Regions from separate parts of the Homo sapiens genome. Here regions 1, 2, 3 and 5 are each linked to region 4. Evidence: chromatin loops called from intact Hi-C (ENCODE). Cell type or tissue: endothelial cell of umbilical vein. All regions are shown on one strand.

Region 1 (5,000 bases), 83 kb before region 4:
AAGTCATGTAGTAGTATTTTTGTTTGCCTTTATGGCTATTATGTGATTATATGACTTTTACAACAAAAAAATCTAATGAGATATTCTTCTTCTATTAGGTTTTAATAATTAAAATAGGCTGGGCGCAGTGGCTCATGCCTGTAATCCCAACATTTTGGGTGGCTGAGGCAGACAGATCACCTGAGGTCAGGAGTTTGAGGCCAGCCAGGCCAACCTGGTGAAACCCTGTCTCTACTAAAAATGCAAAAAAATCAGCTGGGCGTGATGGCACGTGCCCAGCTACTCTGGAGGCTGAGGGAGGAGAATCACTTGAATCCAGACAGTGGAGTTTGCAGTGAGCCAAGATATCACCACTGCACTCCAGCCTGGGCAACAGAGCGAGACTATATCTCAATTAAATAATAATAATTAAAATAATAGTAATAAGAATATGTTTTATGATTTCCTAGTTCAGAATATTCTATTATTGTATATTCAAATTGCACATTACTGATGTGTTTTGTGTCAAAGATATTTGTGGGTTACCTAGGAGAGGTATATGAAAATATTTTTATTATTAATTTTAATCTTGAGGTGTAGTACACCAATTTTTTTCTTGTCATAAAATAGCATGCAGCAAGTTGAACCTTGGCTTTTTCTGAAGTTAATTGGACAGAATTTGCAGACAGCTTGCAGGATTGTGTCCAAGTAGATTTTAAAATTTCAGAAAAATGCAAAATTATCATTAACAAAATTATTATCGCAGACAATTTCATCCAAGTAGATATAGAAATAGTTGTAAAATGCCAGTTTGCATCTGAGATGTATCACAATGACACTGTTTTCATAGTTGAATAAGAAATAAGACTATTCAACAAGTACTCATGTCACCATGAAAGAGAAAAATGCAGAGCTGAAGGTGGCATGACACATTTTCCCATTCACAGCTGAGTGGGCAGGTGACGCGTGTTAGGGAGAGAGCTGCTATCTGATATTCCACTGATGAAGCTTGTCAACTAAATTGTATTTGGAGTTTTCAAAATATCAGAGTGGATGAAGTCTTTGGCATATTTTAACATTTAACTAAGTCTTACACATGGCTCCAGAGGAGGATCTTCCTTCGCCAGTTAATACTAAATTACCAGTGCTTTGGCAGGAAGCAGAAAGTGCCATGTGGGTAGTGGATTCTGGAGAGTTAGCATTGAAATACTCACTGTACATTACATTTATAGAAAAGATTGAGAGGAAATTTCTTCCTAGCAGGCTTCGTGCAAGGTTTGGGCCCTTTCTAGAACGAACTGCAAGTCCCTTTAACAATATCCCTGTGATCTATGCATATAGGTGAGATCATCATATGTCTTAGAACAGGTTTGTTTTGTCCTTCAGAAATTATACCCCTTGTGATCAAGTCCAGCCTGCCTTTTGCCAAGCCAGAAGATATTTTTTAACTTTGGGAGGACACAACAGAAGAGAGATTTGTTTTCACTTTGGACATGACTGAGTAGTTGCAGGCTCTCAGTGGGGAATAGACTCTTCATAACATTAGCACAGTGATATACGGACACACAATTGCGGAAATGCAGATGCAGTGTTTTCATTTGATTTTTGGTATAGTGTTTCTTCTGAATAAATCAAGCATAATTATGAGCCACATGTGACTAAATCAGATAGAGTAATTCCAGGGAATTGGTTGATATATATCAAGAGCTTTAGGAGAGAAATGTTCGTGGTTTATGTTTATTATTTTTTGTTCATAGCAATCTCTGAAAGCAGCTGCTATGCAAGTCATTTGTCATTCTTTTCCACTAAGTGCCAGTTTGCCAAGTGAGCTTTCATGTAAGTGGCGGCGTTTATGCAAATGCTAATGCAGTTTTTAATCTTAGAAGCAAAGAACCTGAATATTTTGCTAACATACAATAACAATGATACTTAATATTAAATAGCAGCTTTTATCCAGGGATAGCTATATAATTTACAATTGAATTGGCGCAAATTATTTACATACATTGAGGGCATTGGGTTACCATATTTAGATCATAGTTTATCTGATGTATGAACACACTGAAAGGAAATGTGAAATTTGTATTCAGCATCTTCAAAGAGTAGAAAATGACTACCTCAGGCATCTAATAGCCAAAAAGTTTAGTCACACTCATACACACCATCTTGAAATTGCTTTTATTTACCACTCTCATCCTTGTTTCAAGTCTAGTTTTATACTTTATGAATCTGCAAATGATTGCCTTTATTGAAAGGTTTGTGTTATTCAAGATGACTTGTAAAGTTTACTCAATCTTCCCTAGCAAGGGAAACAGGAAATTCCAGAGAACACTAGACTCAGCAAACCTATAAAATCTGAGAAAGCAGACCATTATTTCTGGAGACATTTCACATAACACTTTGGGAAGCAATGACTAATTAGTTTTTGGTCTTAACAATAGCACTTTCAGGGGCTGTTTTCTTTCTTTTTTTTTCTTTTTATAGCTTTCATATTAGGAAAAGAAGAAAGTAGCTCTGAATGATGAAATATTGGCAATGTATGCACTTGCTTCTCTGTAGGAGCTCAACTCTTTGATCCTTCATACAATTAACTTCATTGCCTAGCTGGTATTAACCGGCTGGAGAGTAACAACCAATTGTTGCAGGCACAACAACACCCTAATATGCTTTGCCTTTAATGACTGACTGTTTCAAATTGAAAGCTCTGTTCTCTCTATTCCTAAATTCCTGTTGAAGTAAGTTAAGTCCTTAAATAAGTATAGGTACTCATTCACACCTACAGCCTTATCTTTTTTGTGGCACCTTACCCAGTCCCCAATTGCCAGAGAATACTTGGTCATTAGCAGGGGTAAGATGTATTCTGGGTTCTCTAGACGTAAACATTTGAATGTTAGGTCTCCTTGCTTGCTTTTATTTCTTTATTTTTTTTTTACCTCCTTACTTATTTAGTCATTCATTCATTTTAGAATTTGACTTCCATATGTCTAAACACAAGCAGCCTCCCTTGACTCCTCTTCCCTCTCCCAATCCACAATCAATCTATCTTTGAATCCTATCTGCTCCACCTCTACCATAATCCTGCTGATCCTGGCCTCCACCATGGCTCTTGGATTATTACAGTAACCTTCTCATTGATCTCCTTGGTTTTGTCCTTAATCCCCTTCCCCTCCACCTCTCATCGCCCACCCTGGACACAGTTTCTTTCTTCTTCTTTTTTTTTTTTTAAATATTTTCTTTTATTGTGGCAAGAACACTTAAGAGGGTGAGACCCACCCTCTTAACAGATTTTTAAATGTATAATACTGTATTGTTATCTGTAGGAATAATGTTGTACAGCAGCTCTTTTAGAAATTATTCACCGTGCATAACTGAAATTTTATACCCATTGATTAGCAACTCCCCATGCTCTCCCCTAGATCCTGGAATCACTATTCTGTTCTTTGCTTTTGTGAGTTTGACTGTTTTAGTTACCTCATGTAAGTGGAATCATGCAGTATGTGTCCTTCTGTGACTAGTTTATTTCACTTAGCATAATGTCCTCAAGTTCCATTCATTTTGTCGCATATGGCAGGACTTCCATTTTTTTAAGGCTGAATAATATTCCTTTTATATGTATACCACATTTTAAAAATGTACATTCATCTGTCAGTGTACATTTATATTTTCAATTTTTTTATAAATACTCTAAGTGGGATTGCTGGATTGTATGATAGTTTTAATTTTAACTTTTTGAGGAACCTCTACCGTTTTTCATAGCAGTTGCACCATTTTGTATTTCCACTAACAGTGTGCAACAAACTGAAAAGCTTCTACACAGCAAAGGAAATAATCAACAGAGTGAAAAGGCAACCTAGAAAAATGGAAGAAAATATTTGTAAACTAAGCTAAACATCTAATAAATGGTTAATTTCCAAAATTACAATGCAACAGTAAGAAAATTAATAATCTCATTTAAAAATGGGCTAAAGGTTTGCAGGGATATTTCTCCAAAGAAGACATACACATGACCAACAGGTATATGAAAAGATGCTCTATGTCACTAATCATCAGGGGAATGCAAGTTAAAACCACAGTGAAATATCACTTTATACCTGTTAGGATGGCTAACCTCAAAACAAACAAACAAAAACAAAAGAGAACTGTTGACAAGGATGTGGAGACATTGGAGCCCTGGTTTATCCTAAACCCAGCAGCCCCAGTGAGCTTTTAGAAGTCATACCATGTCTCTTCTCTGCTCAGAACCCTCCAGTAGCTTCCCATCTGCCTCAGAGTAAAAGCAAAAATGCTTTCCAGGGCCCACCAGAATCTGTGGCTCCCCTCACTCTGATTCATCTCCTACCACTCTTTCCTACCATGCTGGCCTTGCTGCACCATCCACATGCTGAGCACACACCACATTGGTGCCTTTGCATTTGCTGATCCCAGTGCTTAGAGAGTTCATCTCCAGATATCTGTGTAGCTCCTCGCCTCACGTCTTCAGATCTGTGCTCAATTGTCACCTTCTCAGAGAAGTTTTTCAGATCACCCTGTAGAAAATAGCAATCCTACCCACCTCCAACCTACGGCACCCTCCTTTTCCCCTTACCCTGCTTTCTCCACAGTCCTTATCACCAACTAGCAAGGCTTGTTGTTTTGTTACTTGCAATCGATCTCCCCCATTAGAACATACAGTTCACAGAGGCAGAGAATTTGTTTTGGAACTGCTGTATTCCTAGCGCCTAGACCAAATGTCTACCATGATATGAATTAGGAGTTCAACAAATCCCTACTTCATACTAGTTGAATGAAAAAATTAAATAATAAGTGAGTAGGAATTAATGCCTCTACTTTCTTCTCATGTTCTTTCTTTTATCTTACCCTCCCCACTGCCACCTTTCTACATTGTGCCAAGTTCTCATGTCTCAAGAATGTGGTGTTTTGTTCCTTGTTAGCTGTAAATGTAATACTCCTTCACCCATTTTTATAGAAAAGTTAACTTTCCCCTGGATGCTTGGGCTTCATCATTTAATGTCCTCAATTGC
Region 2 (5,000 bases), 160 kb after region 4:
ACCTCTCCGGGTATCTACTTGAATCCTTAGTGTCATTGGTCCACTAGCTCTACTGAGCAGGTTCCCAGTAACTTTTCAGCTGTGCTGTGTTAGTGAGAGGGAGAGTTTCTACAGCTCAGTGAGCATTTGTCCAGTCTTCTTACATTTGGTTTCTCTGATGGGCTCCTGCAGCCTCCTTCACCTGGCTTGTATCTTTTCTCAGATAAATCCCTTCTTCCCACAAGCTCCCCTCACCTGCTCTTATTTGTAGTCTGAGGTATGAGTAAGGGTTGCAGCACTGACTGATAGTCTCTGTCCCTCTCTCTCTCTGAATAATGAGCGGATGTTTGTTACCCAGTGTCCTTATTCCTGGCATCCCAGCCAAAACTAGGAATTTTTCTTTAATATCTTGCTCGTTTCTATGCTGTTGCATATTCTTTCTTAAACAGCCAATTAAATGGGTTCCTACAACTTTGTAGTCAAAATTTAGGACTATAATATGGTCTCTTTTCTCCAGAATCTCAGTAGTGTCCAAAGTACTATGTATTAAAGAAAAGAAGAGCTGATTAGTATTCAGAATTGGGACAAAAGTCCTGCAAATAGTTTCCTAAAATATACTTAAAGTCATCTAAACCATGAGTAAATGAATGTCCTCCTTCTCCCGACTGCCCAGTAACAATGGATGTTAGATGGTAGGCACAAAGGAAATTCATATTCAAATTTCTTCATTGTGATATGAGTTTTGATTGGTATATGTTTTCTTAGCTTGATCTTGTCTGACTTACTTTGGTGATATTTAGGTCTTATATGTGTTTTTCCTAAGTTATATTTTATTTCTCTAGATTCTTACTCTTCACCCAAATATATTATAAATTGTATCATCTACTTTAACATTATCTTTCGGCATGTTCCTCTGGTTCTCAAACTCCACTAGCCTTTTGGTGACTTAGATGCGCTGGTCTCCTTTTCCAATCCAAAGTCCCCACAGACTCTGCCTTCTACCAGAAATGCTCCCCACCCTTATTTCCGCCCCTGCTTCCCACCCCTCACACATGTAACTTACTCCTTTCCATCCTTCATTCTTTGTGTCTAAACCTAAATATAACACTTCCTCAGCTTAACTCCCTTAACAATCCCCATTTCCACTGCTATGCCAAGCAGTATGTGCTCTTATAACACCTTGTGTTTCTTTCTTCAAAGCATTTTGTCATACTTGAAAATAGGAATAAGTATTTGAAGCTTTCTAAGACATTCACTAAAAGCTCCATGAGGGCAGAGCAGTGGCTATTTTTCTAATGCTTAGCATGGTGTCTTGAACATAGTTGGCACTCAGTAAATATTTGTTGAACAAATGAATGAAAATTCCTAATAAATCTACCTACAGTGAAATCAAAGGACTTTGTTAGTGTGTTCAGGGCCATTTGAGGTTGCGTGGACTGCAGGAAAGTCTATAAGCCTAAAGAGGCTGAGGTGTCCATCTAAGTCTGAGTACTTAAGTATTCACATTTTAAAACATGTATTTTGTAATTATGTGTGAGTGGGAGGTAAGCATGAATTTGACAAAGAAAAATCTGCATTCATGTTTATGGTGGTAGTATTATAAGTGTGCTGCTAGTTACAATAATTGGCATGTTGCTTACATAGGCACTGACTTAGCAGAAAACTTAGCAACTCTTGAAAACACAGTTCAAGGTCTGCAGATGATTTGGTCCACAGGGCCACTGTGAAATAAAACAAATGACCAGTGTGAGACAAAATAATCTTGAGACTTTTTCCCCATTTATTGAGCTTTCATGTTATGATATTTTGCTATTGTTTAAGTTAGGCATATTGTCAGTTATCTTTTAAAATCATTAAGCAGTTAATTCATTGACTTCTGAAAACTAAGTTCAATCTAATTTATAAAATAAATAAAATGTCTAAATAATGATTTCCAAATTAAAAAATAATTTCCTGATTCTTTTCTAATATTTAATTTCCATTTGAGTCTGTTCATAAAACATCTTATTGTTAATTTTTTTTAAATCATACACCTCTTTAAAGTTCAGAATATCAAAATAAATATTTCTAGTTCTTACAAATATATATAAGAAGATGCTTTTTCATTTGACTGTCGTTTCTCTGTATAGGTACAAGAAAATTAGACAAAGACTATTAGCATTTGTGTTCTGGCTTTCATAGCGTTTAACATTCGTTGAAAAATGATATTGACAACATTTTTTATCACCCCCTTTATCTTTTGAGAAAAGTATTATTCCCAGGTTCAACTTTCAAAACATGTCCTTTTGAAAGTTTCAGGGTTTCCATGGATAGTTTATTTACCTTTTTCTACACCATGTTCTAACTGCATTAAAGAGTGATCCATTAAAAAGAAAAAACAATCCAACACTTAAAGACCTTATTCACTGCCTACTGGACCCATACAATATGGAATAATGGGACTACTTTAGATTTAGTATTACTGAGGAAACTTGTTGCCTACAAGTTCATTCTGAAATTTATGTTCAATGATTAGAAATCACAGTGTATGAGTTATTAGAAATCAAAGTGTAATTTGCTTCTCTGTTACCATGAAGAACTACTGAATTTTGAACCCCTGAACACTCTCTTCTAGCTGCTTTCGAAATCTATTGAACAACTGAAGCAACCAGGCAGTCACCTTGAGGAAGCAGAGGAAGAGCTTCAGGGGGACCAGGCGATGCAGGAAGACAGAGCGCCCTCTAGTGGCAACAGCACTAGGAGCGACAGCAGTGCTTGTGTGGATGACACACTGGGACAAGTTGGGGCTGTGAAGGTCAAGGAGGAACCAGTGGACAGTGATGAAGATGCTCAGATCCAGGAAATGGAATCTGGGGAGCAGGCTGCTTTTATGCAACAGGTAATAGGCAAAGATTTAGCTCCAGGATTTGTAATTAAAGTCATTATCTGAACATGAAATGCATTGCAGGTTTGGTAAATGGATATGATTTCCTATCAGTTTATATTTCTCTATGATTTGAGTTCAGTGTTTAAGGATTCTACCTAATGCAGATATATGTATATATCTATATAGAGGTCTTTCTATATACTGATCTCTATATAGATATCAATGTTTCATTGAAAATCCACTGGTAAGGAAATACCTGTTATACTAAAATTATGATACATAATATCTGAGCAGTTAATAGGCTTTAAATTTATCCCAAAGCCTGCTACACCAATTACTTCTAAAGAAAACAAATTCACTGTTATTTTGAGTTTATGTGTTGAGATCAGTGACTGCTGGATAGTCTCCCAGTCTGATCAATGAAGCATTCGATTAGTTTTTGATTTTTTGCAACATCTAGAATTTAATTTTCACATCACTGTACATAATGTATCATACTATAGTCTTGAACACTGTTAAAGGTAGTCTGCCCCTTCCTTCCTCTCTCTTTTTTTAGTTAAGTAGAAATGTTCTGGTCACCATGCCAGTAGTCCTAGGTTATTGTGTAGGTTGCAATTGAACATATTAGGAATACAGGTGGTTTTAAATATATAGATGCAAATTGCAGCACTACTTTAAATATTAGATTATGTCTCACATAGCACTGCTCATTTTACTTTTATTTTGTGTAATTTGATGACACTGTCTATCAAAAAAGAGCAAATGAAGCAGATGCAAATGTTAGTGAGAAGTAATGTGCAGCATTATGGTCCAATCAGATACAATATTGTGTCTACAATTGCAAAAAACACAGTAACAGGATGAATATTATCTGATATCAAGTCAAAATCAGTTTGAAAAGAAGGTGTATCATATTTTATATTGTCACTAGAATCTCTTAAGTATAATTCCATAATGACATGGGCATATACCGTAACATTCTGGCAAATAACAATTAGAAAAGATAGGTTTAACAAAAAAATTTACTTGTATATAATGCACCTTCAGGAGGACTATGTCCTTTGATGCTATAAAATACAAACAACTTTGAAGGCAACAGAAGACACTGTTTATTCAAGTCAGTTCTTTGTCAGGTTCCTGCTGTTCTCCTACAGAAAAGTGATTCTGTGAGGGTGAACAGGAAATGCCTTGTGGAAACAGGAAGTCCAAGTGATTCATGTACTGAGGAATGTAGGAAAAAAAATCTGAGGATAGTGCTTTACTCTTTCTGTTTTTAAAGGGCACTCTATGAATTGATTTATTGTCTAAGAAAATAACACCACAAGTAGGGAAATTGTTACGGAAGCTTTTCACTGGAACATTTCCTTCATATTCCCTTTTGATATGTTTACCTTGTTTTATAGGTTTACTTTTGTTAAGCTAGTTAAAGGTTCGTTGTATTAAGACCCCTTTAATATGGATAATCCAAATTGACCTAGAATCTTTGTGAGGTTTTTTCTATTAAAATATTTATATTTCTAAATCCGAGGTATTTCAAGGTGTAGTATCCTATTTCAAAGGAGATATAGCAGTTTTGCCAAATGTAGACATTGTTCAACTGTATGTTATTGGCACGTGTTGTTTACATTTTGCTGTGACATTTAAAAATATTTCTTTAAAAATGTTACTGCTAAAGATACATTATCCTTTTTTAAAAAGTCTCCATTCAAATTAAATTAACATAACTAGAAGTTAGAAAGTTTAAAAGTTTTCCACATAATGAAAGTCCTTCTGATAATTTGACAAATAGCTATAATAGGAACACTCCCTATCACCAACATATTTTGGTTAGTATATTCCTTCATATTAAAATGACTTTTTGTCAGTTGTTTTGCATTAAAAATATGGCATGCCTAAGATAAAATTGTATATTTTTTCCATCTCATAAATATTCATTTTCTTCAAAGTCTTTTTTCAATCTCATAAAAAAGGGATAGTGCATCTTTTAAAATACATTTTATTTGGGGAGGAACATGTGGCTGAGCAGACTTTTGTATAATATTACTTCAAAGATATGTAATCACAAACAAAAAAAACTATTTTTTATAATGTCATTTGAGAGAGTTTCATCAGTACAGTTGGTGGACGTTAATTGTTTGAATTTGATAGTCTTTGA
Region 3 (5,000 bases), 61 kb after region 4:
ATTTTTGTTTTCCAGTTGACTGCGTATTGTGAAGAGCAAGCAACAAAGTCTAAAATTAGTATATCAATCTAGTGAAAATACTTAGAACTTGTTTTATATGGTGTTCTCCTGTCATGTTCTATTTCCTAATTATGTTTTATTTTAGATGAAATACACTATGATAATTTTTAACCTAATTCATTCAACCATTATAGCAGAGAGGTAGCTTGGAAATTTGTTTGTCACAGGGACATCCCACCATGTGAGAATAAAAATTGGGCCGGGCGCAGTGGCTCACACCTGTAATCCCAGAACTTTGGGAGGCCGAGGCGGGTGGATCACCTGAGGTTGGGAGTTCGAGACCAGCCTGACCAATATAGAGAAACCTCCTCTCTACTAAAAATACAAAATTAGCTGGGCGTGGTGGCACATACCTGTAATACCAGCTACTCAGGAGGCTGAGGCAGGAGAATCGCTTGAACCCGGGAGGCGAAAGTTGCAATGAGCCGAGATCACGCCATTGCACTCCAGCCTGGGCAACAAGAGCAAAATTCTGTCTCAAAAAAATAAATAAATAAATAAAATAAAATAAAATTTGGCTATAGATTGATTCTCAGGAGTTCGCAAACTTTCTGTTAGGGGCAGATAATAAATATTTGAGATTTTGCAGCCTGTACTATCTCTGTGGCATTCAATTCTGACTTTTTAGTGCAAAAGCAGCTATACACAGTAAGTCAATGAATGAGAGTGGCTGTGTTCCAATTAATTTTATTTGTAAACACTGAAATTTGAATTTCATATATTTTTATGTCACAAAATATTTTCCTTTAAAAAATTGTTTTCCCAACCATTAAAAATGTAACAATCATTCTTAGGTTGCAGGCCATAAAAAATTAGGCAGGCTGGATTTGACCCATGAGCCACAGTTTCCTAACTCCTGTTCTGCATAGTTACCTTCATTATAAATATTTTCAATAATTTCTTATACTTTTGATTGTACAAAGAGGTATGGCTTCAAATTACAGACTGATATCTCAGAGCTGTGCTTAAAGTATTGAGAAGCATTCTGTAATGCTGATGGTTTTCTCAATATTGGCTAATTCTATAAACAGATACTATGAGTTCTGCCAGAAATAGAAATTCTAATGACAGTCTAATTAAATAGAAGCCATGGAGAAGAATTATTACATTTTCTTATGCCAAATTATAAATGTCTTCAATTAATGCACAGATATTTATTTATTTATGTATATGTAAAAAGTGGATTTTCTGACAGCCTCAGGCTCCTCTTTGTGGTAGAACCTTCTGTTTCTCTAATTAGTTGTGCCTTAATGGCCAGTAATTGTCTTTTATAATGCACAGGGAACCTAAAAAAAAACTGAAGGAAAAAAAATAGACCATCACAGTCTATCTTTTCAAATCTTTTCTCATGCTGTCAAAAAACAGCTGCCTCTTACTTTTTGTTACTACTTTCTTCAATTAAAAAGTAATCTCAAAATTTATGAATAATACACCCAAACCTCATTAACACTGTTTACAGTTAATTATGATTTAGTATCTCTCTCTGTCTGATATAACCCAATGGGATTTAGTTAATCAAGTACCGAAGATGACTTCATTACCAGGCAGTCTTTACCTGTGAATCAGTAGATTCACAGATTGGAGAGTACAGCCATAGTGAATTTAAGAAAAACAAAAACAAAAACAAAAAAAAATGCTAATTGCCTAGACTCAATAGAATTTTGTATAGCTAAAAGAAAAGGGTGAAATATTAAATTTGGAATTCTTAAGTACAGAATTGTTCCTTAAAAAGAGTGCTGAAATACACACTTTAAGAAAGATGCTTTAGACTTACCTGAAAATACACAAGTGTGTCAAAATATGAAGAAATATATTCAATTACACATATCTCTGTGGAATATATTGACAATTATGAACAAATGTTTTTCTTCACCTTTAAAAACAAAAATATGTAATATTATTTTAACAAAAACTTTTCAGTCTCATCTGTATCAAGGCATACTCCAGAATGAAATGTGTAGAAATAAAATGAAATGCCTATTTTGTAGAAGTCAAATAGAATCAGAATGGAGTGGTTGAGATCATGGACTCTGGAGCTGGACGGTGTGTGTTCTAATTCCTGTTGTACCTGTTAGTGGGTGTGTGACCTTGGCCAAGCTCCTCTGTGGCCTCCATTTTCCTCATTTGTAAGTAAGAATCCCAAGCACGTCTACTCCATAGGTTACTAGATATTGCAACCTCATAATGTTGTAAAGAACAAATGAATGAATATTTACTTTATAAAGCATTCAGAACGATGTTTGTTATACAGTAAGTGCTGTAATTAGTGTTGGTTCCATAATTTAAATTAGAATAAGAGAAACTCGGGAGACTGGCCAAAATTATGCTGTTACTCTTTGTGCTTACCCATGTTTGTAAAGCCAAACTTGGAATCAGTACATTTAGGGAAGTCACATTTTATTAGAATGCTTAGGACCTCAAAACTCACCTATTTTAAAACTCACATATCCAAAGTGCTTCCTGACAAAGGATACTGGATATTTCTCTTTAGGAGCAAAAGTGGTGCCACCATGTGGCAATAACATAAATATAGCTGCCAATCCATTTAGCTTGGCAAGGCTTATATGAGCACATTACATGAATTTTTAAAATGTTTTAACGTTCAATTTTTTTCTAAATTGTATGTACAAAGTATAACTTTATTATTTTTAATTCAGCATTTTAAAATTCCCATAATTTCAGTTCTCATAAAACAAGAGTGGCATTTTCTTTGAAAAAACAGTAATGTAATTTGCCTGTGATTTGAATTTGGCAAAATAAACAAATAATGCCCTTATAACACTGATTTTCAAACTGAGTTCCATGGAGCCTGCATTCCCTGGGGGAAAGGAATAGCGGAGGAAGTGAGTGGATAGAACCTTGGTTCCTCCTCTCCGTCTTTTCTAAAACATTTCCACTTTTGCTGGTTTTATATGTTGGAACTGTTCGTAAGATTTTATTTGAAGAAAATAAGAAAATATCCAGCCGTTTAAAGAAATGTTTTTCTTTTCTAAAAGCCAGTGCAGTCCTATATTAGGAGTTTCAGTGGGGCTTTAAAACTTTATTTTATTTTTTATTTTTTATTTTTTTTTTTGGTAATAAAGATTTACTCAGAACTAGAAAACAGCTAAATTCTGGAGAAGAGGTAAGATGCATTGGTTGAAACCCTATTCCTGTTATGCAGGACTGAAAAGATTAGAGCAGAGAAAAGGCAAAGACATGGTCTGAATCGCAGAAGAAAAGAAGGAAGGTATATCACACATGGCATTTCAGCTTTGTTTCTCCTACTTTTCCCGCATATTTTCATGTATGTTGTTGTCTTAAACATATTAAGCATTGAGGCTTTCAGAAAATATTCAACTGTTTTGTGCTGGCTAAAGGTAATTGTTTCCTGGTGGCAGGAGGCATGAACCAATGAAACTTTTTTTTTTTTTTCTGTCAAAATAGCACATAATGATGTACTTTTTGTAAGCAAGAATTCCTGATAGAAGAGTGGGAACACATTTTTGAAAAAGTTTATTTGCTGAGTAATATGTTTAGAAAGAATGTTGTTAGAGAAGGATATTTGCTAAGAAAAATCATTTATTCAACTAATATTTATTAAACTTACAGTATAAGCTACATAATATACTAGGTTCCGGAGTTATAAGGGAATCCCTTGCCTCAAATATTAGGGTTTCATAATGAGAGGGAAGTTTTGTTAGTCATTTGAAATAGCTATTTGAAATAGTCAAATTTGAAATTTGACTATTTTGTCATATTCATAAATATGTCATATTCACAAATATGACTATTTGTCATATTCAAATATGACAAATAGCTATTTCAAATGACTAACAAAACTTCCCTCTCATTATGAAACCCTATATTTGAGGCAGAGGATTTCCTTATAACTCCAAGTATTTGTCTGTGACCTAGAAGAATATATAAGTTGTAGAAAAAAATACGGGAAAGGGGACGGTTTGCACCATCTTCCTCGTAGTTCCTTTAGAAGTGAATTTACTTTAGATCCCAGAGGAAGAGTATTAGATCTGGCCACAGAAGTAACTCTTTTATATTATTACCTATATTTTCTATTTTAAAACATTAAAATTTTGAATCTTCTCAAGATTTCATTTTTAGGTACATTTATATCAAATTGAATTTTAATCTCAAATTACAAAATAATATGGATTACAAACTAATATATAGGTTCTTAGCTTCTATTACCTTGGAGTCCCATAAATTGGCTTGATTTTGTTTCCGTAGTGCAAGGAGCTGAATAAAGCTTTTACTCAGTTCTTAAATAGTAAAGAACTAGCAAACATTGCGATACTTTAGAACTAAGTGGCCATTACAGATTAGTTAGCAGTTCATGTTTGTGTTATGGTTTGTTATGACTGCTTAATTCAAAAGCATATTTGCAGACAGGGAGTTTGGATTAAGTAAATCAAAATAGTAAAGGCTTTGATTAAGAAGTTAGCTTGCTTTAACTTAAATGTTGATATTTCAAGGCCTACTGATATTTTAGTCATTTGCGGTTATTTTTGTTTCCTGTTCAGACCCCTGGGAAATAAGAGAATAGTAAATCAAAGCCCAGGTTGCTTTTTGCATTTTTTTCCTTTTCATTTATGCCATGTAGTAGTTGACTTTAAGAAACTAAAGACATGGATAACTTGAACAGAATCACTGTGAGGGAGAATTGTATTTCTGGATTAATCAATTTAAATAATTCTTGTTATAAAATGATTCTTTTCATGTTTGATAATTTAGTAATTCTTTTTATTCCACGATAATGTTATCGTAACTAGTGGAAAAGCAGCTAAAAATATCTGCATTACTAAAGTCCAATTTGGGCAGTATTGTTATCAAACTGAGGCTATGTTGTTTGTGTCTAGGGATCGCTAGGGCGTTGCTTCATCAGCCAGAAACCTCTGTGACAGGTGGTGCCTTCTGCCTGAGTATTGCTAGTGCCCGTTTCT
Region 4 (5,000 bases):
TGAGACGGAGTCTCACTCTGTCGCCCAGGCTGGAGTGCAGTGGCGCGATCTCGGCTCACTGCAAGCTCCACCTCCCGGGTTCACACCAATCTCCCACCTCAGCCTCCCGAGTAGCTGGAACTACAGGCGCCCGCCACCACGCCCGGCTAGTTTTTTTTTGTATTTTTAGTAGAGACGGGGTTTCACCATGTTAGACAGGATGGTCTAGATCTCCTGACCTCGTGATCCGCCCGCCTCGGCCTCCCAAAGTGCTGGAATTACAGGCGTGAGCCACCGCACCCGGCTATTATTATTATTATTTTTTGAGATGAGGTTTTGCTCTTGTTGCCCAGGCTAGAGTGCAATGGCGCCCTCTTGGGTCATTGTAACCTCCGCCTCCCGGGTTCAAGCTATTCTGCCTCAGCCTCCTGAGTAGCTGGGATTACACGCATGTGCCACCAAGCCTGGCTAAATTTGTATTTTTAGTAAAGATGGGGTTTCTTCACATTGGTCAGGCTGGTCTCGATCTCTCGACCTCAGGTGATCCGCCTGCCTTGGCCTCCCATGTTTTTAAAAGATAAATATGTTTTGTGTTTTGTTTGGTTATCTGCTGACCATTAGGAATTTCCAAAATGAAAGACAAAAATAGGAAACACACAGTAATTGAAATGTATCTTAAAAGAAGTCAAGATGGAAATAAATTCAGAGAGTGGAAATGGAAGCAACTGAAGGAACAACATAACATGTTGCATCCTGACCACTCTTTTAATGAGCGGGTCGAAGACTTTGGAAGATGAAATTGTTTGAAGCTTTGGGAACTGGGGTGAAAGAGTCATTTATCGGTTCATTTTTTCACCCAAAACTGTTTTAAGAACCAACCATATGACACAGAAGATACAGCTATTAAACAAAGCAAGGAGATACATGGTTGGTTGTTCAATGGAATGATGGATGGATAGATAAAGCTACTTGAGATAGGAATTAGTATTAAGGTGAAATAAGAGAATGGGGTAGAAAGTGACTGATAGGGCAGTATTAACTAGGGTAGCTAGGGTAGTTAAGTGAAGGCTTTTGAGTCTGCTAACCTGTAAAGGGTATCTTTCTAAAAAAAGTAGATTTTCCTTCAACGTTTAATTTGGTCTAAGTCAAGTAGAACAGAAGCACAGTTAAAATAGATTAGGAATGGTCTGGATCTATTTCAATATTGTTACCTCTGCTTTGTGGAAAGGATGGGGAAGCATTTAGCAGTAGGTAGGTAAGGGAACTGGAGAAAGGCTGTTAGCTATGATTTTCTCTGTTTTTCATAGAGATCGTGAACCAAGTGCCTCTCTCTTGTATTCATATTATTAACTTGAAGTGAAGGCTCTTTTAGAACTTGTTCCCTTTCCTTGTTCCTAAGGTTCACCCTTGTCCCTCATCTCACCTGCCCTGTCAATTGTGCTTAACATTTCTTACCCAAGCAGTATGAGTCATTGCTAGTAGTTCAGTGAAGCAAACAGTTTCTCTTTCTCAGAAACCCAAAAGAAGGGGAGCAGAGTATCTTCGCCAGCTGAAGTTAGAAGTCTTAGAACATTTTCTCATAAACACAATATTGCACACTTTTTAAAGGAGTATGAAATACAGTATTCATCACACAGGCATTTACTGTGTACCTACAACGTGCCAGGTATTTAATTCAGGTAGATCATGGGTCAAATCACACCTTTGTTAGGCGGCTGGAGAATCATAACTTCCCAAGAAAATATTTAGCATACATAGCATACACAGTCGTCGTTGGGTTAGCAACTGGCTAGATTCGTGACATGTTGTTACAAAAAAATAGTTGTATAAGGAAGTATTTCATGAAGGTGACACATCTATTTTTTAAAAAGGGAGAAACAGCTAAGAGCTATTTTTCCTCACACATTATGCTTTGTGAATAGGGAACAATGGTGGATACACAGAGTAGGTTGGACAAACATTTTTGAGGGACTGACACATTATCTCACATGCTTGATGCCTCATGGGGTTTTCCCTCAACATTCCAATTGGTCTAAGTCAAAGCACAATTAGAATAGAGCAGGAAGTGTTCTGGAGCTATTTTAATCTCCACTTAACTTCTGCCTTGTGGAAGGGGTGGGGAAGCCTTTATCAATGGGTAGGTGGGAGAACCAGGGGAAGACTGTCAGCTACGATTTTCTCTAGCCTCAAGAAGACTGAGACCGAGCCAAACTCCTGGCCAACGTGCTTTGTGGATTCACAGTGTAGCTTGAGAAAAATGGTTAGTGGTGACTTGTTTTTTCCCCCGAGTGATTATCTCATTCAATCAGTATTTATTGAGTCCTTGAAAGCTGTATTTTTTAAATGAGGCTGCTTGTTTATCTGTTTTTGTTGTTGTTGATTTCTTAGTCTAAGAATTACCAGGTATTTCCTTCTTCTGAGATACCTTAATGCTCTATTCCAACTGGTCATCACTGGGGAAAATTCTCTTACAAGCCCAATGCAAATGTTACCTAATGTCTGACACCATCACTGATTTCCCCTCACCTCTGTAATATTAATACTTCCCTAATTACGTGTATTTTTTTTCTCTTTCTCCCTTCTCTCTCGATCCTCATAGTCCTTTTATTACTCTCTTTAGAACATTTCCACTTTCTGTCTTACACTGTGACTGTGTATGTGTGTCCTCATCCCCCCAATTAGTTATATTATAAGCTCCAAGAGGAAAAGGATCATGTTTTACTTCTATTTTTATTCCCTACAGTACCTAGCATATAATTGATCCCTGAGACTATTTTTAGATAAATGAATGATTAAAGAGTACAGTGTTATTGCACAATGTGTTTTTATACATTTGGTATTTTTAAAAAATGATTTCTTCTTTTATGAAGAAAATTACTCCTCAGTTTCTTTGTAGATTTGAAAAATGTAGACATTTTTGAGGTGTTAGAGCTTTTTGCCCCCAAATTAAAATTATTCATTATAGAATGTAAGCAGGAATGACCTCCAATGCTTTAACAATGTGTGTATGACCCTTTAAATGCTTCAGTTATTCTTAACGAAGGGAATTTGGGAATATTCTTATTTGATGTGATTTTTCAATGAATAATGAATGCCAATAGAAATTTCCTGGGATATGTGTCTGCATTCAAAATGTGAAATGTGAAATAGCTAATTTAAGACTGCCTGAATATAAATGCATACTTTTTTTAATCCAAGAGAAGAATAAATTTAGTTGTGAAAATGATTACAGGTGTACTTTTATGTTATTCAAATAACACTTTGCATTTAATACTATTTTTCCCTTCTCCTATGTTTTTATGTAGAGACAATTTTCTTAGATAAGGGGCAAAAATAGGTGGATTTTTCTGTTAATAATAATATCAATTGGAAATAATTTATCCCCACAATTGCTATCTAGCTCATCTACATTTATTCTGACATTATTTAATTAGCTATATTATTTGACAAGGGGGCAAGGAATGATGATTTTTGATGAACAATTTAATCAAAATCTCAATGCCAAGGGTATCAGTAATTTGAAAAATTATCTAAAGTAAAATGTCAGAATAAGGAGTTAACATAGTGAGATATTAAGGAAATATAGATGGAATGGGTGAATCAATCTCTATGTACAACTCTTCTAAGAGAAGAATGAGAAAATTATCTTTATGTGTATGTGGGAAAGGAATGGTATAGGGAATAAGATATAAATCTTTCAGGGTAGTCTTTTTGCTCTATTTTATCCTTAAAACAGCATAAATTAGGATAAGGGCATTAAGACTTAGAAAATTAATTGAGTTCGTTGATAATAGATGTGTGGGCTGAGAAAGGAGTTAGATAATAAAACCGAATTTTACAGCATAGGTGTTGAACACAGTGTAGTATATCATGGTGAACAAATGTATGCCAGTGTCCTTTTAGTGAATTTGCAAAGGCTGCCAATTAGGCTTTCTTATCATTGTTCATTTGTTTGCTAAAAGATGAACATAAAAATATTAGAAAAAAATTATCTGAATACCAGCTTAACCTAACTTTTATATTGTAAGAAGGAAAACAACCCTCAATCAACTGATACCCGTAGTACCCCTAGTCTCTCACTATTTATTATCCCAGTAATTAAATGGACATTCTTCCACATCCTTGATCTGGAAAGATCAATATCTTTTTCTTTTTTTACTTTTTCTTTCCAGCACATAGTTTCAAATCTGAATATAGTTATAACTCTAACGTTAGAAACCTCTATCTCAGTTCAGTCTTAGATGACTACAAACCAAACTAAATTGCCAGGTACAGTGGTTCATGCCTTTAATTCCAGCACTTTGGGAGGCTGCGGTGGGAGGATTGCTTGAGCCAGGAAGTCAAGGCTTCAGTGAGCCGACATCACTCCATTGCACTCCAGCCTGGGCAGCAGAGTGAGACTCTGTCTCAAATAAATAAATAAACAAATAAAAGAAAAGACAAATATTAAATTGTTTAGTGGACACAGGAGACAACATTGTTCTATTTGATTATCTACTGCCCAGTCAGCTTCCTTGGGCACTCAACCAACAGGTAACAGAGATTATCTTTATGCTTCACCAGTCATATATATGAGACCCACTTTCTTCACACCCCTGCCAATATATTGGATATTGTCAGACTGTAGATATTTTTGCCAATCTTAAAGATGAAAATGGTAGAGAATTACTTTTTTCTGTGAATTTTTCTGACTACTGTTGGATTCGAGTGGTTTTCATATGCTATTAGCCATATGGGTTTTCTTTTATGGAGAGAGAATTCCAGGAATGCAAGATTGGTTAAAGGAAAAAAGTCTATCAGTGAATGTTGCCCTGTTAATAATGAATTAAGCAAAAAAAAAAAAAAAAAAATCTTCTCATTAGATGTAGAAAAACATGCAATAAAATTCAGTATACTTCCAGCATAGAAACTCTTATTAAACTAAAAAATAGAAGAGGGAAGTAAGTATTGTTGACCAAAACCCATTCACCCTATCTGAAACTTTATATTTAATGGTAAAATTAAAATACATTCTCTTTAAT
Region 5 (5,000 bases), 120 kb before region 4:
TAACCCTCTTGGGTCTGGCCTTTCATGAAGATTGCCAGTCTCAGATCTGCCTAGTTCTGCTGATAGATAAGGAATATGGAGCTTCCATTTCTGAGGATAAAAGAAGATTCGAAGAGGAAGAGTATCTCCTGCTCAAAGAGGGCTTGTCTCTCTTTGCTTTAAAAAGCTCCCATTTTTATAAGTTGAATCTTTTCTATGTTTCAGCATGGGCTGGATCAAGGGGGGAATCTACCCTGCCACAGCTTTCTGTCCATCACTATTCTTGTTCTATTTATGTGTAGATTTTCAGCCAATATAATATGTTGGTACCCAGTGAGGAGTTTTGCATATAAAAAGGGCTCAATTAAATGCTGGATTCATAATCCTGCCCATTTAAAAAAAGTCCCACATTTTATTCTCTTTTGCTATTATAGAATCTGAGTACAATTAAAGCTTTCTCCAAATTGCCTGTGTTGTATTTCTCAGTCAGAAGCTTGCAAAGAATATTTTAAACAGTTGTCGTGTGGGCTTTTCCCGAAATGCCATGTCACTCCAAAAGTGATACTCTGCTATTTTGACTACTCATAGAAAATGAGGAAGGAGGTAGGCTGAACAGAGAGAAATTCCAACTGAAGTAGTACTCCTAGCCAAGCCAGTGGTATAGCACCATTGCTCATCTTTAGAATTTTAGAAATAACTAAGGCAGTATGTACTTTTAAAAACCTTTTATTTCAGTGGCAAAATAAATGATTAAATAATAATATCAGTTGGTATAGGGATAAGCGAATAAAACATCTCATTTCTTGATATTTTTTATATGAATTCCAATAGTGTGATGTGGTTATAGTCTTTGTTGGGGACTGTGTTTGTGACAGTAAAGCAATAAATTTTATTATGTCATTATGTGAAAAACATCTTAACATTTTTTGTGTGTCTTAAAGTAGGTTACAGAGGACAAAATAATCTGTGGAGAGAAAAAAAAAAGAAAAAAGCTTTCCATTCACGTTAGATTGCAGTAACCCAGTGATTTCTTGTACTTTAAATAATTTCTGAAATTTTAGTTTTAAATTCTAGTAAGAATATTTTTAAATTATACATAGGATCTATGTGGGCCCATCTTATCCAGGAGAGAGTTTATTTCACATATTCATGTAGGCTTGTTTTACAAAAACGACGTAAATGTTATGACTAAAAAACACCCTGCTATATTTGTACGTGTGGCTAAGATAATCAAATAAGACCATTCCCAAGTTGTCCCTAGAGTATTTTATTTATGTTCCCAGTACCCCTGCCATGACTCCCTGAGAGGTTCTCCCTTGACACTGATCCTCCTTGAGCACATCTGAAGTAGCTGGTAGGGAAGGTGTCCACAGTGAGGGCTGTGTAGCTTTCAGAGCCCCCATCCCTTCCATGTAAGTCTGAAGCCCCAATATTGTTTTGTGCAGCCTGTGAGGATAGAGGAGAAGGGAAGGAGGAAGTATTTTTGAGAACTAGTTTCACAGTGCTTTTTTGAAATTTTAATCAGAGAGTTTGCTTTTTTAAACCATAGACTTGTAGTTTCTTAGTACTTTAGTTCCCTCAGAAATTTAACAGGTTCTGATATATTGCTTCTAGTCAGTTCCGTGACCAGGAAACACATGAAAAGTTGTTCTAAATGTAGTTCCTAACTCTGCTCTTTTTCTTTCTTTCCATGCCCCGTGCTTCTTTCTCTACTCAGTGGTGGCCACCTTGAGTCCATCTGAAACAACAGACTGGGGGAATTGGTGGGGTGGCTTTATTCTTAGCTACAATACTATTTTTGTTACAGAACTAAGTCTTTTGTGAATTGGGAATTTTAATGGAATTTTGTTTTTCAAAGCTTTTATATTTATTTTTGCTCTTTGGGAATCAGATGCAGTGTAATTTTTCAGCTCTTCAAAGTATCAAATTTCTTGACACTCTCATTCCTTTTCATTTCTAGTTAATTTTTGTCTGAACTAACCTTTTTCTTGTCGTACCTTGCAGTCAGTGGCAAAAATCAACAATATATAAGAACATCATGGCCTCTTGAACCCTCTTGTTCGCTGAAGCTGCAGTTTCACTAGGCAATTGGATTGCCTTTCGAATAGCTGTAGGCTTTAGTTTTACTGAATGTTTTTTCATTGGTATGAGTTGCCAGTATTCCAGCTTGTTTTGTCTGTTTTTTTGCTACCTGATTTTGGCCACTAAGCTAATACTTAAGTGTTGAGCCTTTGTTACAGTCCCAATTCATTTCAAGTTGTCAATTCACTTTCTCTGTTAAGCTAGGCTAGGAGTAGTAGCACAGAGACCACAAAATAATCAGTGGATAATCACAATAATATTTTATTTCTCATTCACGTAAGAGTCCTGGAGTTATAGGCATTTAGGACAGCACAGCAGCTCTCCTGTATTCTTCAGGGCCCTGTAGTGATGGTAGCTTCGAAATCAGCACATGGCTTCCAGTGTTGCTCAGGATGTCTGCATCCCAGGCACTAGAAGGGAAACAGCATCTGGACGAGTGCTCATGGTCATTCTGTAAAGGCTAGATCTGAAATGGCACTTGTTACTTCTACTCACATTCTGTTGGAGACAAGGTTGTCACTTTACCTAACTGCAAGGGAGGCTGGGTTGTATATGGTAGGAGGAGAGAAACATTAGTGGCTGGCTTGTGGTCTCTGCCACAAGATGATGGGAAGGAATTTATGTATGTCAAGTATATGCATAAGCAAAAAGAAAATGTTTACCTTAAAGACAGTTGGACTTAATGATTAGATGATAAGGGACCAAAATATGGAAAAGGAACTGTGAACTAATCATTAATATCATGTGATACTCTGAAAGAGATAACTATTTTGATTTTCTAAAAATGCAGCAAAGGCAAAGAGGGGTTAATAAAAGTTGGCTTCTGGGATTGTATACTTTAGAGAGTGTGTGACTTCCTGAGGATACAGTTTTATATTTATTTTGGCATTTTGTGAACATGACTAACATGTTCTCCATACGCATCAATTAGTGTAGTTGTTCTGAAAAAATAAGATATTTTTAGATCTCAGTTGTGTTTGACCCTAGAGAAAGACAACACACACACACACACACACACACACACACACACACACACACACACACGTCGTAGAGAAGGGAAGTAATGGGGGATGAGGCAAGGGGTGAGAACTGAACATTTATTTGTTCAAAGGTTTGACCGTGATTTTCTTGGCTTTTGTTAGGAAGAATATAGCTAGATTTAAAAGTAATTCTCGGATAATGACTAGACACAATTCAGTAGTGTTTGCATGGCTCTTGGCAACTGATCACTCCCTGGAATACACTGAGAGAGCTGGAGAGGGGGTTTCAGTGCCTGCTCTTAGGTTTTTCAGAATTATGGCTGAGATCCCAGTAGGTCAGCAAGGTCTGTCTCTCACAGCAACCATTGGTTCCTAGAAACCCTTAGGGTTTACTTATGTTCTTGAATGTTTGGTTTTATTCTTAGTTCCTGTTTTTCCTTCCTGTCACATCCTAGACCAGGCCACTTTGCATGTCATTCTTGAGTTCTGTAGTAGTTTGGTACAGGCTACTCCTCTCTTTCCACTTCAGTATATTCTGTGTCCGGCTTTTTCCTGCTCATAAAACCTTAAATTACTGTACGTTGTTCAAAGGATATATTTCAGTCTGTGCCTAGACAAAGCCTAGTCCAGCAGCCAGAAGTCTTCAGTTCTGGCCCCAGTTTTGCCACTAACTAGCTGCATGGCCAAGGAGAAGTGACTTATGAGAATATATCTGTCCCCAGCTTCTCTGTGAAACAATAAGCATTCTAAGGAAGATTAGAAAACATTGTGTTTGGGCTGGGCATGGTGGCTCACGCCTGTAATCCCAACAGTTTGGGAGGCCAAGGCAGGCAGATCACTTGAGGTGAGTAGTTCAAGACCATCCTGGCTAACATGATGAGATCCTGTCTCTACTAAAAATACAAAAATTAGCCAGGCATGGTGGCACACACCTGTAGTCCCAGCTACTAGGGAGACTGAGGTGGGAGAGTTGCTTGAACCCGGGAAGTGGAAGTTGCAATGAGCCAAGATTGTGCCATTGCACTCCAGCCTGGGCAATAGAGTGAGACTCCATCTCAAAGAACAAAGTTCAGCCAGGCGCGGTGGCTCATGCCTGTAATCCTAGCACTTTGGGAGGCTGAGGTGAGCAGATCACCTGAGGTCAGGAGTTCGGGACCAGCCTGGCCAACATGGTGAAACCCCGTCTCTACTAAAAATACAAAAATTATCCGGGCATGGTGGCACGTGCCTGTAATTCCAGCTATGTGGGAGGCTGAGGCAGGAGAATCACTGGAACCCGGAAGGCAGAGGCTGCAGTGAGCCGCTATCGTGCCACTGCATTCCAGCCTGAGCGATGGAGCGAGACGCCATCCCCCCCCCAAAAAAAAAAGAAAGTAAAAAAGAAGAGAGAACATTGTGTCCTACATCCTTTTCTTGGCCATCTGAAGTTGTATAGTGATATATTTTAGATGTTTCGGGAAATCCTGTCACAAAGTGACCTGTTTACCTGCATTAAACCTTGCATAGCCTTCACCAATTGGCCAGCAAAACCTTTTGTTCACATAACATATTAACATTCCACCTCCACACAAATAGTGTTACCCAGAAGACACACTTAGAAATAATGAACTATGTTGAGGATACTAGAGAGCTTCTGAAAATGTCTCCACTTTTTCATCTTTATCACCTATTAAGAATGGCAGCTTTGAAGTAAGATGCCTGGATATAAACCCCTCACTTAGTACACAGACAATTTTGGGCAAGTTACTTAATCTTTTTGCTCTCTGGTTTCTTCTTCTGTCAAATGAGGGCAATAGAAGTTTTTACCATGGGGTTATTTACAGGATTCCATGAGTTCACACAGGCCTAGTGCTCACAGCAGAGCCTGGTATGTAGTAAGCATTGCCCATTATCAATAGGCACTTTGCCTATCTCCTCCATGGTGCCTTTCACTTTCCCACACTTTACTTTTACTTGTAT

Evidence for each region. Hi-C counts contacts between places; a loop is a spot of excess contacts. Peaks named below come from ENCODE experiments on the same cell type or tissue, not always from the same donor. Only the 100,000 strongest peaks of a DNase experiment are listed, where the experiment ranks them.
Region 1: a loop joins it to region 4, with 3 times the contacts of the local background. A loop is called at or near these places in 4 of 110 quality-filtered maps.
Region 2: it touches region 4 in a loop (3-fold over the local background); 7 of 110 quality-filtered maps call a loop at or near these places.
Region 3: it touches region 4 in a loop (7-fold over the local background); 29 of 110 quality-filtered maps call a loop at or near these places.
Region 5: a loop joins it to region 4, with 7 times the contacts of the local background. A loop is called at or near these places in 9 of 110 quality-filtered maps.

The regions. Positions count from the first base shown.
Region 1 is chr7:18,424,511-18,429,510 of GRCh38, forward strand. It overlaps a transcript of HDAC9 not described here. Among named protein-coding and RNA genes, the nearest start is that of HDAC9, 69 kb to the right of the region's middle. In endothelial cell of umbilical vein, no CTCF peak of the experiment used is centred here; a DNase peak (open chromatin) is centred at 2,331; H3K27ac peaks cover 2,385 bases.
Region 2 is chr7:18,663,620-18,668,619 of GRCh38, forward strand. It overlaps HDAC9 (histone deacetylase 9), which reads left to right. Exons shown (of 26, transcript NM_178425.4): 12 at 2,594-2,857. Among named protein-coding and RNA genes, the nearest start is that of HDAC9, 170 kb to the left of the region's middle. In endothelial cell of umbilical vein, a CTCF peak has its summit at 2,706 (motif pointing left); DNase peaks (open chromatin) are centred at 2,692 and 4,052.
Region 3 is chr7:18,568,509-18,573,508 of GRCh38, forward strand. All of the region lies in intron 2 of HDAC9 (histone deacetylase 9), which reads left to right. Among named protein-coding and RNA genes, the nearest start is that of HDAC9, 75 kb to the left of the region's middle. In endothelial cell of umbilical vein, a CTCF peak has its summit at 2,613 (motif pointing left); a DNase peak (open chromatin) is centred at 2,543.
Region 4 is chr7:18,507,208-18,512,207 of GRCh38, forward strand. All of the region lies in intron 2 of HDAC9 (histone deacetylase 9), which reads left to right. Among named protein-coding and RNA genes, the nearest start is that of HDAC9, 14 kb to the left of the region's middle. RefSeq lists enhancers at 1,429-2,628, 1,436-1,565. In endothelial cell of umbilical vein, no CTCF peak of the experiment used is centred here; a DNase peak (open chromatin) is centred at 1,964; H3K27ac peaks cover 2,350 bases.
Region 5 is chr7:18,386,991-18,391,990 of GRCh38, forward strand. It overlaps a transcript of HDAC9 not described here. Among named protein-coding and RNA genes, the nearest start is that of HDAC9, 110 kb to the right of the region's middle. In endothelial cell of umbilical vein, no CTCF peak of the experiment used is centred here; a DNase peak (open chromatin) is centred at 3,111; H3K27ac peaks cover 1,645 bases.